Regions from separate parts of the Homo sapiens genome. Here region 1 is linked to region 2. A link is an interaction called in ENCODE POLR2A ChIA-PET data of the cell type or tissue named here. Cell type or tissue: OCI-LY7. All regions are shown on one strand.

What was found. Peaks named below come from ENCODE experiments on the same cell type or tissue, not always from the same donor. Only the 100,000 strongest peaks of a DNase experiment are listed, where the experiment ranks them.
Region 1: POLR2A ChIA-PET joins it to region 2 with 6 read pairs; 6 of 35 experiments call an interaction of 5 or more read pairs at or near these places.

The regions. Positions count from the first base shown.
Region 1 is chr17:4,231,077-4,236,076 of GRCh38, reverse strand. ANKFY1 (ankyrin repeat and FYVE domain containing 1) reads left to right here. Exons shown (of 25, transcript NM_001330063.2): 3 at 187-305. Among named protein-coding and RNA genes, the nearest start is that of ANKFY1, 30 kb to the left of the region's middle. In OCI-LY7, no CTCF peak of the experiment used is centred here; no DNase peak of the experiment used is centred here.
Region 2 is chr17:4,387,334-4,392,333 of GRCh38, reverse strand. No RefSeq gene overlaps it. Among named protein-coding and RNA genes, the nearest start is that of UBE2G1, 23 kb to the right of the region's middle. In OCI-LY7, no CTCF peak of the experiment used is centred here; DNase peaks (open chromatin) are centred at 3,053 and 3,524; H3K27ac peaks cover 1,351 bases.

The sequences.
Region 1 (5,000 bases), 160 kb after region 2:
TAGCAACATACTATAAAGATGACTCACCAGAATTCAGTGCTAGCATATAGGAATAATTCTTCGCTGTAATTTTTTCTTTTGCAGATGTATGTTGATGAATACTCATGTGTTTATCAGCTGTGAATCCTAGCTATACCTAGTTATGATGACATTTTTCTAATATATGTGGATCTTTTTCTTCATCAGCGATCTGAAGATAAAGGTTGGGGACAGGCACATCAGTGCTCACAAGTTTGTCCTGGCAGCCCGCAGTGACAGCTGGAGTCTGGCTAACTTGTCTTCCACTAAAGAGTTGGACCTGTCAGGTGAGCCTTTGAGTGATCAGGGACACAAAACTGCTAGCGGAAGGGCTCTTGGCAGAAGGTTGTGGTGTCTCATTTTGAAATATTTGTGATTTAATGAAAGTAAAATAATTAAGCAATTGATGGCAACCATGAACTAGTTAAATAATTAATGAATCAGCAGGTTGTACTTTTAGGTACTTTGTGTACCTACCTATTTAGGAGGTAATACCTGGCTAACAAATCGTAAATATTTGAGTATCTGCAATGTCCTTATGATTTATAAAATGTAAGTGTTTTTCCGTACACTCATTTCATGAAAAAATATGCTGTAAATAAGGATTCATGTCCAGAAAAAAATTTTCCCTCAAGTCTAATAAAAAGTCCTGCTGTCAAATTGCTTAAAACTTCATGCTAGATGCCAAAGGACTTTTTTTTTCTTTTTTTTTTTTTTTGAGACAGAGTCTCACTCTGTTACCCAGGCTGGAGTGCAATAGTGATCTCGGCTCTCTGCAACCTCCACCTCCCAGGTTCAAGTGATTCTCGTGCCTCAGCCTCCCGAGTAGCTGGGATTACAGGCACCCACCACCACACCCAGCTAATTTTTGTATTTTTAGTAGAGACAGGGTTTTACCATGTTGGCCAGACTGGTCTTTATCTCCTGACCTTAGGTGGTCCACCCACCTCAGCCTCCCAAAGTGCTGGGATTACAGGTGTGAGCCACCGTGTCTGGCCAAAGTACTTTTTCTAGTTTATCAGAACTGAACTCAGAATAGTTACTCTGAAGAATAACAATATTCTTTCTTTAACATCAAAAGATGACCATTAGCCTTCAGAATTTTAATAGGTTTGGGTTACTATGTGAGATGGTGGATATGTTAATTTGCTTCACCATAGTGCTCATTTTACTATATATGTATCCCACAGCATTGTGTCGTATAGCTTAAATATACACAATACAATTTGTTTTTAAAAAAAGAATTTTAAGGCCGGGTATGGTGGCTCATGCCTGTAATCCTAGCACTTTGAGAGGCCAAGGTGGGAGGATCACTTGAGCCCAGGGAATTCAAGACTAGCCTGGGAAGACCCTGTCTCTGCAGCAAATTAAAGAAAAAATTAGCTGGACAGGATGGCATGTGCTTGTAGTCCCAGCTTGTTGGGAATCTGAGGTGGATGGATTTCTTGAGCCAAGAGTTTGAGGCCACAGTGAGCTATGATGTCACCACTGCATTCACTGCATTCCAGCCTGGGCAACAGAACAAGACCCTGTCTCAAAAAAAAAAAAAGAAAAAATTAATAGCTACATTGGCCTATTTAATGTTACTTGTTTTATGTCACATTTTTTTGTGTAGGATTGAAGCAAATAGGGTGGCAAGTAGACTTGAAAACAGTCATTTTCAAAAGTTGACCTGAAGGTTGCATTTTCATTTAGTACTTGCCTGACTGCTATTGGAAAAAAAGGGGCAAAGAGCAAAATTTTAATTTAATTCTAGTATTAATATTCATCAGAATTATATGGTGAGGAGAATAACAGGGATGTGTTCTGAGAATGTGTCATTACGTGGTTTTGTTGTGGGAGCATCATAGAGTATAGTTACACAAATCTACATGGTATAGCCTACTACACACCTAGGCTATATGGTATAGTATGTTGCTTCTAGGCTACAACCCTGTACAGCATGTTCTGTGTAACTGTACAGCATGTACAGCATGTTACTGTGCTGAATGCCATAGGCAGCAGTAACACAGTGGTAAGTATCTGTATATCTAAACATAGAAAAGTTCAGTAAAAGTACAATATTATAATTTTACGGGACCATCATCGTATCTGCAGTCTGTTGTTGACCAAACATAGTTATGCTGCTTATGACTGGACTTGCCGAAGTGATTGTGTGAATTATATCTTTGTTCAGAAGGTTTGTCAGTTGAGAAGGTACTGTTTTCCATGCGCAGTGCCAGGAACACTGAGATGATTATAACACAGTCCCTGCCATACGGAGCCCGTACTCTGCTGGAGGAAACAGGCCATTCACAAATCATTTCAGACCAGGGCTGTAAATACAGAAATGTAGTTAGCTTATATATAAGGTTGAGAACAGACTAAGTTGGGGTGATAAAGGAAGGTTTCAGAGGTGGCTAATACCTGAGTAGTGTTGTAAAGGCTAAGTAGGCATTTATCTCATGGATTAAGGGGAACATATATCAGTGTTTCCCAACTGTGAGCGAACTCTGTCTCTTTATGATAATTTCTAGGATTTAACTTGAGGTCCATAACTAAAAGTTGTAGATACAAATGCACATACACACCTACACATGTGCAGATGCCTGCATGCCAGTAACTAAAAACATTTGCCTGGGAAATAGTTTTTTACTGGGAGGGTACCAGTCCACGTGATCGAAATCTCGAGGGATAGCTTTTTTTTTTTTTAAAGCATAGTGTTTTGAAACCATGTATCTTTGACCTCATATATAACAGAATTATGAAGACCTTATAAGATCATGTAGTGTTCTTCACAAAATGTGTGATAGGATCTTGATTATATGAACAGAATGTTTATGAAGACTAGAAGGTAATAAATATATGGAAAATATTCGACTTTGTTAGAAAAAAGTTAAGAATAAGCTACCATCTTTTGAAATCTATATAATCAAACATTGGTGATCCTAGTAGCTGTGAGGCTCATGAAGGTGGTATTCTTGTACATTTGCCAGTGACGATACAAATAGGTATGACAGTTCTAGAAAGCAGTTAGGCAGCTGAGCTGTGAAATATTCCTACTTTTTTTTTTTTCTTCATTATCTGACTTCTGGGATACTGTCGTAGGTCACTCAGACAGTGTTAATGTTCCTCAGTTTTATTTTAATTGTGAAATATCGACTGCCACCAAAATGAATGAGAGTGGCAAAAACGAAACATCGCTGCTCTCTGAAACAAAACGACACAACACAGAAAATTACATCAAGGAATAAAAAGCCAATTTTAACATTGAATTAAAAAATTTTGCTTTACACTGAAATTTTTTAGTACATCCAAACGTTTAGAGCTTTAATTCAGTGCTGTCTGGCCTTAATTCAGTGCTGTCTGGCCACAAGATTGCATCACTGTGAGTCAGGAAGTTTTCTCGAGTTCAGGAAAATAGAATATTAATGTCTTTAAATGTCTCTAGACTCTCCTCCAGTTGTAAATAATAAGCGTGTTTTGATTCTACTATAAGGTTTGCTTTCAGGAGTGATCCGCTTCAAAGTAAATGGTTTTTGTGGCTTTCACAGATCAAGCACCTGTGAAGATAGCAGATAGGAGAACATGTGGCATTTTTACTTTTTATGACATTTTAATGAAATGTATCTTTGAAATGTGTTATGGGGGAGAGGTCCAAGGTGGTAGTGGCATGTGTGGGCCTGTTCCTGTTGAATTGTGTGCTTTGCCCAGCAGTCCTGCTCATTGCCTAAACCTGGGCTTGCAGTTGCTGAGACTGCCTGGGAAGCCTGTGTGTTATGTGATACCTGGAAGCACTGACACTTCATGGCAGCAATTTGAGGAAGATTGGAAATAGGTTCTTGTAAACAGGTGTATAAATAGCATAAAAGCTGTATTTTAAAGGCTCAAATGTTTTCCACACCAACAGGCTTGATAAAATCATTTAATGAATTTATTGGTGTTTTGTTTTTTCAACATTAATCCATTCATATAAAAAACATTGAGTGGTAAGCGCTTTTCAAGGTGTTAGGGATACAAAGTGTACAAAATTAAATTCTTGCTTGCATAAACTTACATCTTAGAATGTAAGAAAAACTCCACATTTTTCTTTTTGATGTTCTTGTCTAATTGATATTTCTTTCTTTCTTTTTTTTTTTTTTTTAAACAGGATTTCACTCTGTCACCCAGGCTAGAGTGCCATGGTGCAATCACGGCTCACTGCAGCCTTGACCTCCTGGCCTCAGGTGATCCTCCCACCTCAGCCTCCTGAGTATCTGGGACCACAGGTGTGTGCTACCATGCCTGTCTCATTTTTTATAGACATGAGATTTTGCCATGTTGCCCAGGCTGGTCTTGAACTCCTGGACTCAAGGAATCCTCCTGCCTTGGTCTCCCAAAGGCCTGTTGGGATTACAGGTGTGAGGCACTGCACACAGCCTTGATTATGAGAATTTTAGCATATGTTGATGAAATACAACAGGCATTATATACACTTTAAAGGTGTTTGGATATATGAATCATACCTTGTTCAAAAAAGTGAAATGTTTGTACCTGATATGATCCACTGATGAAGGCACAATCACTTCTGTAGGATTCTTTTTTTGTTTTTGAGATAGGGTCTCACTGTGTCGCCCAGGCTGGAATGCAGTGACACTATCGCGGCTCACTGAAGCCTTGAACTCCTGGGCTCAAGAGATCCTCCCACCTCAGCCTCTCAAGTAGCTGGGAGTACAGGTGTTCACCACCATCCCTGGCTAATTGTTTAATAGAGATGGGCTCTTGCTGTGTTGCCAAGGCTGGTCTCAAACTCCTGGGCTCAGATGATCCTCCTGCCTTGGCTACCCAAAGTGTTGGAATTTCAGGCATGAGCCACTCTGCCTGGCTCTTGTATAGGATTTTTGCCATTAATGCATAACCTCAATCTACTCATGAGAAAACATCAGACCCAAATTGAGGGACATTTCTCAAAATAATCAGCCAGAGTGTTTCTCAAACATGTCAAGGTTATGAAAAACAAGAAT
Region 2 (5,000 bases):
ACTGCCACACCTTGTTTGTTGGTGGGAAAGTTAACTGGTACAACCCCTTTATGGGGCAAACTGGTAATATCTATCAAAAAATGAAATACACAAACTCTTTGTTCCAGTAATCCCACTTTCAGAAATTTACACTACAGGTACACAGGTAACCCAAGATATATATAATATGCACCAGGACAGTCATTGCAGCATTGTTTTCTTTCTTTTTTTTCTCTCTTTTTGAGACGGAGTTTCACTTTTGTTGCCCAGGCTGGAGTGCAATGGCGCGATCTCAGCTCACTGCAACCCCTGCCTCCCGGGTTCAAGCGATTCTCCTGCCTCAGCCTCCCAAGTAGCTGGGATTACAGGCATGCACCACCACGCCTGGCTAATATTTTTCTGTATTTTTAGTAGAGACAGGGTTTCTCCATGTTGGTCAGGCTGGTCTCGAACTCCTGACCTCAGGTGATCTGTCCACCTCAGCCTCCCTAAGTGCTGGGATTACAGGCGTGAGCCACCGCTCCCGGCTGCAGCATTGTATTTTTTTGAGACAGAGTCTTGCTGTGTCACCCAGGCTGGAGTGCAGTGGCGCGATCTCTGCTCACTGCAAGCTCCGCCTCCCGGGTTCATGCCATTCTCCTGCAGCATTGTTTTCATAGCTAAAGTTTGGAACTACATGGCAGCTGGTTAAATAAATTATGCTACAACCATCCAATTAAATATTATGTACTAATACAAAGAATGAGGCAACTAGGTACTAAAATTAAGTCATCTTAGTTAAGATATATGCAAAAGTAAAGTGCCAAACAGTAAATATAGCATGTAAATTTGGTGATTTAAAAACACGTAGGGGGCCAGGCATGGTGGTTCATGCCTGTAGTCCCAGCAGATCATGAGGTCAGGAGTTCGAGACCAGCCTGGCCAATATGGTGAAACCTCGTCTGTACTAAAAATACAAAAATATTAACCGGGCATTGTGGCATGCAACTGCAGTCTCAGCTACTCAGGAGGCTGAGGCAGAAGAATCACTTGTACCCAGGAGGCGGAGGTTGCAGTGAGCCATCATGCTTCTGCACTCCAGCTTGGGCAACAGAGTAAGACTCCGTCTTAAACAAACAAACAAACAAACAAACAGAAAAAGCATGTGACTGGGCACGGTGGCTCACACCTGTAATCCCACCGCTTTGGGAGGCAAAAGTGGGTGGATTGCTTGGGCTTAGGAGTTTGAGACCAGCCTGGGCAACATGGTGAAACCCTGTCTCTGAAAAAAAAAAAAAAAAAAAAATTAGCCAGGTGTGATGGTGTGCACCTGTAGTCCCAGCCACTTGGGAGGCTGAGGTGGAGCATCGCTTGAGCTCAGGAGGTGGAGGTTGCAGTGAGCCAAGACTCCAACCTGGGTAATAGAGCAAGATTCTGTCTCAAAAAAAAAAAAAAATTTATAGGCTGGGCGTGGTGGCTTATGCCTGTAAATCTAGCACTTTGGGAGGCTGAGGCGGGTGGATCACGAGATCAAGAGATGGAGACCATCCTGGCCAACATGGTGAAACCCTGTCTCTACTAAAAATACAAAAATTAGCTGGGCATGGTGACGGGCGCCTGTAGTCCCAGCTACTCGGGAGGCTGAGGCAGGAGAATCACCTGAACCCAGGAGGCAGAGGTTGCAGTGAGCCGAGATCGAGCCACTGCACTCCAGCCTAGTGACAGAGCGAGACTCTGTCTCAAAAAAAAAAAAAAATTTTATATATATACACACACACACACACACACACGTAAATGTTACATATGTATTAAATGTCTCTAGAAAGATAAATAAGAAAGAGGTAACAACAGTGGGTGTCCTAGGGTGAAGCACTGTGAGACCAGGGATAGCAGTGGGAGGGAGACTGAATTTTTGGTGCCTTTTGACTTTTATGCATATATTTCATATGTATACATGAAATATGTATTTCATATTTTATATGTAAAAAGTATATATGCATATGTAAATAATTTCAAAAGCAAGCAACTTTTCTCCCGCAGTGTTCCACTAGAGAAGATGATAAACATATTAAATAGCTGCATGGCCCTGGGCCAGGTCCTCCCTCTCCCTGGACCTCAGTTTCTCGTTTAGACAATGGGAGTTTTGGATCAGGAGACTATTCCTACACTCTTCCTAAATCTTACTTCTAATCAGCCAAATGAATACTGGTGCAGTGACCATAAGATAACATTTGGCTGGGCGCAGTGGCTCACACCTGTAATCCCAGCACTTTGGGAGGCTGAGGCGGGCAGATCACCTGAGGTCAGGAGTTTGAGACCAGCCTGGCCAACATGGTGAAACCCCGTCTCTACTAAAAATACAAAAATTATTCGGGTATGGTGGCACGCTTGTAATCCCAGTGCCACTCAAGAGGCTGAGGCAGGAGAATCACTTGAACTCAGGAGGTGGAGGTTGCAGTGAGCCGAGATTGCGCCACTGCACTCTAGCCTAGGCGACACATCCAGACTCCACCTGCAAAAAAAAAAAAAAAAAAAAGCCGGGTGCGGTGGCTCACACCTGTAATCCTAGCACTTTGGGAGGCCGAGGCAGGCAGATTGCCTGAGCTCAGGAGTTCAGACCAGGCTGGGCAACACGGTGAAACCCCGTTTCCACTAAAATAAAAAAAACTAGCTGGGCGTGGCAGTGTGCGCCTGTAATCCCAGCTACTTGGGAGGCTGAGGCAGAATTGTTGAACCCGGGAGGCAGAGGTTGCAGTGAGCAGAGATTGAGCCACGGCACTCCAGCCTGGCAACAGAGCAAGATTCCATCTAAAAAAAAAAAAAAGAAAATATTTGATGGCATGCAGGGGGGATAATATAAAATGACATTGTTGAAACCAGGATGCAGTGCCCATCACCCGAGGGACAGGGTCATTTCTCTGGCACCGAGCAGGAGCCCATAGGCAAAGCTGCATCTGCCTGGGCTGGTGGATCCTGACGGGGCCCTGCTAGCTTCTGTGGAGGGTCGGCTCCCCAGGCCTTGGCAGCTTCTCCTGCCTCTGCCCACTGAGGCCCTAGTCTGGCCCAGGGGCGGAGCTGAAGCCTGGCCTATCCCTGGCTTCCTCCTTACTCTATCAGGCTCTGCATAGTTTACCTGTCTGCCTGGACTCTCCTCCCCGCCTTCTTTTGCCCATTCAAAGGAGGTAGCTCTTGCCTCATGCTAAAGCTGGGATCCTACCCAGCTCCTTTCCTGAGCCAGGTCTATGCAGGTGGCTGGGAGACCCGAGATGCCCGGCCACAGCAATCTGAGGCCTCAGAGTACACACAAGACCCAGCCTCAGCAGGAAGCCACCTTGTTCCAAAGTACTGGGTCTTCCTCTTAATATAGTACTGGGCCTTTCTCTTAATATTAGAAGCCAAAGGAAAAATACACGGGAATCAGAGGAGTCAAAACTGGACACATTTCCTGCTCCTCATTCCCCCTTCTTTTCGTCCTAAGTTTGGAATCAGGACTTGAGTTCCTGTCCTAAATTAGCCCTGGCTCCCTGAAGAAGTCACTCCCCTTCTTGGGGCCTCATCTGCAAGAAGAGGGGCTTGGGCCCAGACAGCTACGTATTAACAGGTGTCTCCAGGTGGTTCCAATGCAGCTCGTCAGTGACAGGCTTTTTTTTTTTTCAGATAGAGTCTCACTCTTTCGCCAGGCTGGAGTGCAGTGGCGTGATCTCAGCTCACTGCAACCTCCACCTCCAGGTTCAAGCAATTCTCCTGCCTCAGCCTCCTGAGTAGCTGGGATTACAGGCATGCGCCACCATGCCCAGCTAATTTTGTTTTTGTATTTTTAGTAGAGACGGGGTTTCACTGTGTTAGCCAGGATGGTCTCAATCTCCTGACCTTGTGATCCGCCCGCCTCAGCCTCCCAAAGTACTGGGATTGCAGACATGAGCCACTGCGCCCAGCCTCTAGTGACAGGCTTTAAGAAGCAGCTGCGGCCCGGCACGGTGGCTCACACCTGTAATCTCTGCACTTTGGGAGACTGAGGCAGGCGGATCCCTTAAGGTCAGGAGTTCGAGACCAGCCTGGCCGACACGGTGAAACCCTGTCTCTACTAAAAATACAAAAATTAGCCGGGCATAGTGGTGGGCACCTGTAATCCCAGCTACTGTGGAGGCTGAGGCAGGAGAATTGCTTGAACCCAGGAGGCGGAGGTTGCAGTGAGCTAAGATCGTGCCATTGTGCTCCAGCCTGGGCAACAGAGAGACTCTGTCTCAAAAAAAAAAAAAAAAAAAAAGATAAAGGGCAAAAGGGCAAACCCAGTGTGTTGCAACAACTGGAATGAATCTTAAAATAATTATGCCAGCTTGGGCAACGTAGTCAGACCCCTGTCTCTACAAAACATTTCAAAATTAGCCAGGAGTGGTGGTATGTGCTGGTAGTCCCAGCTACCTGGGAGGCTAAAGCAGGAGGATTGCTTGAACCCAGGAATGTGAGGCTGCAGTGAGCCATGATTTTACCACTATACTCCAGCCTGGGAGACAGCAAGACTCTGTCTCAATAATAATAATAATAATAAATTAATTAATTAAAAATAAATAAATGGCCAGGCACAATGGCTCACGCCTGTAATCCCAGCACTTTGGGAGGCCAAGGTGGGTGGATCATGAGGTCAGGAGTTTGAGACCAGCCTGGCCAACATAGTGAAACCCCCATCTCTACTAAAAATACAAAAATTAGCCGGGTGTGATGGCGGGTGCCTGTAGTCCCAGCTACTCGGGAGGCTGAGGCAGGAGAATCGCTTGAACCCGGGAGGCAGAGGTTGCAGTGAGCCAAGATTGCACCACTGCACTCCAGCCTGGCGACAGAGCGAGACTCCATCTCAAAAAAAAATAAATAAATGAAATAAAAATAAATAAATAAGTACAATAATTATGCTGAGTGAAAGAAGACCAAAGAGAGTACATATGTTTGCTTTCATTTACAAAAAATTCTAGAAAGTGACAGAACGGGGATCAGAAAGTGGCTGGAGTGAAAGGAAAGAGAGAAAGATTACAGCAAGGCACAAAGAA